2 separate regions of the Mus musculus genome follow, and region 2 is linked to region 1. Evidence: chromatin loops called from intact Hi-C (ENCODE). Cell type or tissue: heart. All regions are shown on one strand.

Region 1 (2,500 bases):
GCCATATAGTCCTCTAGGCAACACCCATACTGCAATCCGTGGAAAGAGCTGAAGATCCTGAAGTCCTCCTTTAAACTATTCCAGGGAAAGCCCACTTTAAAACGACACAGAAGGAGGGCCCAAGGTGCCAGAGAGTCCCGGACTCTTCCGAAGCCGTCGGAGAGGCCGCAAGGAAGGGTTTGAATAAATTCCAAACAGGGCTAGTCCCCCACACACGTGAGAGTCAGGAATGCACATAAACGAAAAAAAAAAAAAAGAGTCTAACCGGACTTTTCCCATTGTAATCTAAAATATCTTTACACTGAAATTCTCAAGGAGAGCTCGTCAGACGTGCAGCCCACGTGGCACCTGTCACATGGTGGGATGCTATTCCATTAAAGTGCTGTCATCAACGTCTCGTTTTGCAAGCCCCCTGGTTTCAGCCTCTGCCTCAACTCAGCACTGGGTAGATGTGGGTATGCACTCTGTCTTGCCTGAGTTTACAACAGCCTTGCTTCTATCAGACCGAAACCAAAGGCCACAAGAACACCTATTTATTACGGGAAGGCGCACACCTTGTCAGAGATAACATGCAAGCCACGCAAAGCGCAAAGCACGCCGACTTTGGCAAAGGCGGGCCCACGAGCCTGCCACCTTCAAGGGCCCAACATCTAGGAAACTCTCCCTCAGAGTTAAAGCTGGAATCTCAGTTTTATCTTATGCAACCGCGGTGGACGCACAAAGCAGGCATCTTTAGCAGTGACAACTGCCAGGAGTCCGGGCACCAACTACCTTCCATCCCATTGTTCATTCAAATCCTCAGGGCGAGCGCAGCCAAATCCACAGGTACAGCCGGACACCTTGGTGTCCCCAAGGAACCAGAGCAGCACCCCCCCTCCCCCCCCAGCTAGCCAGATAGGTTCTCTGTTTCCCGCGGGCGGAGCGCCCCCGGCTTCTCAGGACCAATGCCACTCACCTGCACCCGCGGTCACCTGGAGGAGGAGGCAGCCGAGAAACGTGGGCGCGAGAGCCGCTAGGAGGCGCGGGCGCACGAGGATCGCCATGTCCAAGGGCTGGAGGCGAGGTCTCGGGGCTTCAGCGGCGGCGCGTTGGCTACGCTACAGGAGCGATCGGAGGGAGCGAGTGATGGGTACCGGCTGTACCCAGGCTGCCGGGGTCGGCGCGGGGTGCGTTATAAAGGGCCGCGCGGACACCGGCTCCTCTCCACCCCGCGCCGCCTCCGCCGAAGCTCGCGACTCCCCGCCCCCCGGCCCGGGTCACTCGCTTTCGCGGTGGGCGGCTCCCGATCAGTCCACACCCCTGCCCCGCCCACTCCCCTCCTGTAGGAAACTCCGAGACCCCGAAAGGGGTGACTCAACCGTGATTCAACAGCGCCGCGGAGCACCGAGCTGCCCCTTCGGCGCAGGCGGATCCAGGTACTGCGGAGACCCAGGCTCCCGGGCTGATCCCTGGATGACCAGCCTGGGTGGCTGGCTGGGGAGAAAGGAGTGTCATTGAAGGGACTTAAGTTGAAAGTCAAGGGAGTCTTACTTTTCCTCTGCTTTCGATGTACGCTGAGGCCCTAGCAGAGGATGTATCAAAGCCCCTGGACCACTCCTGGTAGCAGAGGGCAGTTCCAAAGCCCTGCCTGAACACGCAGTGGCTAGCAGATCATTCTGTCAGTCCCTTTGGTCCGCTGCACAGGGCGGTGCAGTAAATGCACGTGTCTGCCATGGACAAGGGCCCTGGATTAGGTCTAAAGGCCACTTGGCACCCCACTCCCGTTCCCGAGGTGACCGAGGAACTGCAACATGAAGCCTGAGAGAATTTGAGCGTGACTTCTGTAGCCACGGGGGTTCCAGGAAGGATGATTCTCACGTTGAGGAAGCCCGCAGTGGGTTTGAGTGAATTCCTCCAAAGCGCAGAAAAACAAAAAATGAAACTGAAAAATAAACATTCGGACGTTCCAATTTGTGTTTTCCCTTCCTGGATGCTGGGAATGGACCCAGGAGCCCACCTCTGTCACTGAGCCTAGTGGCAGCCAGGTGTCACTTGCAAGCTTTGGGTTTTCTTCATTTATTTCCTGGCCTCCTGTTCTAGGCTTTGCCGTGACGTTGTTGAAGCCTTAGACGATCACTTATCCTACTGGTAGCATTTGCTCGACAGTGTATCAAACGATTTCTTGTCACTCCTGGTTGACTGTCCAGTTTATCCCTTCTTTTCCAATTTCCCTAATTCTGCGACCCTTTAACACAGCTCCTCATATTGTAGTGATCCCAACCATAAAATTATTTTTATTGCTACTTCATAACTGTAATTTTGCTACGGTTATGAACTGTAATGTAAATATCTGTGTCTTTGGATGCTTTGTACAATCTTCCTTCCTTCCTTCCTTCCTTCCTTCCTTCCTTCCTTTCTTCCTTCCTTTTTTACTTTCCTTGAGTAAAGTCAAACTTGGGTCCACCTTGTAGGCTCTGAGAAGTGTAAAGAGTAACTAAGCTGTCGTCCCACTCACAGTAGC
Region 2 (2,500 bases), 73 kb after region 1:
AAAGAGAGAACTGACTCCCACAAGTTGTCCTTTGACTTGTACACATGTACCATGGTACTCCCCTATACATCACAGATACGTGTTATGTATGTATGTGCATACATACATACATACATACACTAAAAAATAGAAATAGCTTAAAGAGAAACGTTAAATGATGCCTAGCTACTTTATGACGTCATTCACCACAGCACACTGTTGGCCTCGAGTCCATGACAGACAGAAAGAAAATCAGGGCATTGTGTTTTCTTGCAGGCCTTCTCTGTGTCTGCCCAGGCTGAAGAACAGGCAGCGATCAAAGGTGCTTTGCGCTGAAGGAGCGTTCTCGAGAGAGTTTAGAGACAGGCCTCAGTTACTTGGAGGGAGAGCTGACCCTTAACCCAGTTTTACAGCAAGTCAGCCTTGGGAGCCTAGGTTTCCTGCTCCAGCCCCTTCCCTCTGCAATTCTCTGGATTATCACCAAGCCCATCCCACCACTGTGCCATCAGAAAACTGTTAGAGAACTTAGTCCTGCAGATGTCTAGTATGGAGTGTGCGTGCTCATTTAAATAGTTTCTCCAACTGTTCGTAAAAAAAAAAAAAACAAAAAAAAAAACAAAAAACAAAAAACAAAAAAAAAACAAACAGAGCTGTCTTCAAAGAGACTATAGACCTTTCCAGAAAATAGATTGAGGCTGGGGGATGGGCAGTTGTAGTAAGGGAGAAAGGGGGATGTCTTTAGGGAAAGCCATGAACCGAGAAGCATCACTCTAGGCAGCTTGTACTGGAGAAGCGTGTCCGGACTGGTCTGAAGCTGAGGGCTTGATGCTGCCTGCTGTTAAAAAGATGCTTCTGCAGTGAAATCAGGGTCCTTCATCTGTCTAGGGAGCCCTCTGCATTCCTGCAAGACTCCTGACTTCCAGGCTGAGTCAGGGATGCGCCCTTTGTAAGATAAACTCAGTTGCAGGTTTCTCAAGACTTTGTAAACTGGTCCCACGAGGGAGTGCTTCCCTTTCCTTAAATGGGTCATTAGAAAAGGTTGGATGCAAATCAAGAATTCAATTTTTAAGTAAATAACTTTCCACCCACGCAGCCAGCTAGCCTCACGTTAGTCCAGGCAGTTTTCTAACAAGTCAAGCATTTTCCGTCTCCAACACAGACTTTTCACTGGAAAGAGGTGAGGATTTAGGGGTTCTTTAAGGATCTCTCTGGACTTCTGGCCTGTCACAATGGAAAATTACCACATGCCCATCAGAGCCTGTGAACCTCCACACTCCCATCTGCTACTTATGCTGCGGCTGTAATGATCACCAGTTCAGCAAGAAAACATGTACCCAAGATGCACCTGGGACGCCCGCCGTTCTAATCAGTCAGGTGTGACGTCAGAGTCAGGACCAGGAAGTGTGGACAGAACCTTGGGCAGGCTTGGGCACTTAACCCTTCTGTGCCTTGGGTCTTTCTCTGTCTAGAGGACAGAAGCACTGTCACCCCCTGCACTGCTGTGAGGACCCCATGAAAAGTACCCACCTGCAGTATGTGTGCTAATCAGGACACAAAGGACACTCCCGCCATCTCTCCATGTGAAATTGTCTCATGGTCATTGTAGATAGTTTATTTTAAAAAATAAAATTAGAAAAAAAGAAAAAGAAAAGAAGGCCTGCCTCTGATGTCTATGCTCTGAAAGCATCGTTTGTGTTTTGGTATTCTTTCTTTAATATCAGACTCTACACGCAGTTACACAGACAAGCTTACAGTTTCATAGTTAGGGAAGTCTCCTTGTGCTGACTTTTTTTCATCTGGCATATTTTAAACATTTTCTCACATCATTAAAAACTCTTACGAATTATTTTCAATGTCTTAAGAATAATAATATTTTCTTTTTTGTTTAAAAATGAAACAGGTGGCACTAGCAAGCGTGAAGACCCAGCTTTGACCTCTGGACCCTCACAATGACAGAGAGGACCAACTGCCAAAGGTGGCCTTGATCTCCCATATATGTGCCCTGGCATATACATCCACATACTCCACACAAAAAAATGGATAAATAAATATCCACTATAGACAACAAAATAGATACTAATACATACATTATTAATAATTAAGGTACCTTGAAAACAGAATATTGAGCATAACTGTTTACTACTTTGGTTTGCTATTTTTCTATTTATTTCCAATTTTGCAGATGGACAAGCCCATCAAAACACATGAGCCATATTATAGAAAGAATGTCTAGTGGATTTTCTCAAATAAAGAAAGTTTAATTTACACAGAACCAAAATAATATTAGAAGTCTATGCATAATAAACTTATTGCAAATTTGCCAGTTCCAAAAACATTTTTAAGTTAAGCAATACAAATACACATTCATCTTTTATCCTTTGCAGAGAGACAACATCTGTGTCCTTGTTGATGAATTTGAGACGGGGGTGGGGGGAGGAAGAGGGAGAGAGGGGAGTGCAGGATATGGTAGGGGGAAGAGTTAAAGGGCTTCCCATTCAAGTAACTGAGTTTGAACCCCCAA

The links. Peaks named below come from ENCODE experiments on the same cell type or tissue, not always from the same donor. Only the 100,000 strongest peaks of a DNase experiment are listed, where the experiment ranks them.
Region 2: it touches region 1 in a loop (3.0-fold over the local background); 3 of 42 quality-filtered maps call a loop at or near these places.

Annotation. Positions count from the first base shown.
Region 1 is chr3:121,722,258-121,724,757 of GRCm38, reverse strand. F3 (coagulation factor III) reads right to left here and starts at 1,221. Exons shown (of 6, transcript NM_010171.3): 1 at 956-1,221. The coding sequence starts at 1,043. In heart, CTCF peaks have their summits at 1,035 and 2,034; DNase peaks (open chromatin) are centred at 1,197 and 1,697; H3K4me3 peaks cover 2,047 bases; H3K27ac peaks cover 1,887 bases.
Region 2 is chr3:121,649,027-121,651,526 of GRCm38, reverse strand. No RefSeq gene overlaps it. Among named protein-coding and RNA genes, the nearest start is that of A730020M07Rik, 3.8 kb to the right of the region's middle. In heart, no CTCF peak of the experiment used is centred here; DNase peaks (open chromatin) are centred at 1,076 and 1,236; H3K27ac peaks cover 354 bases.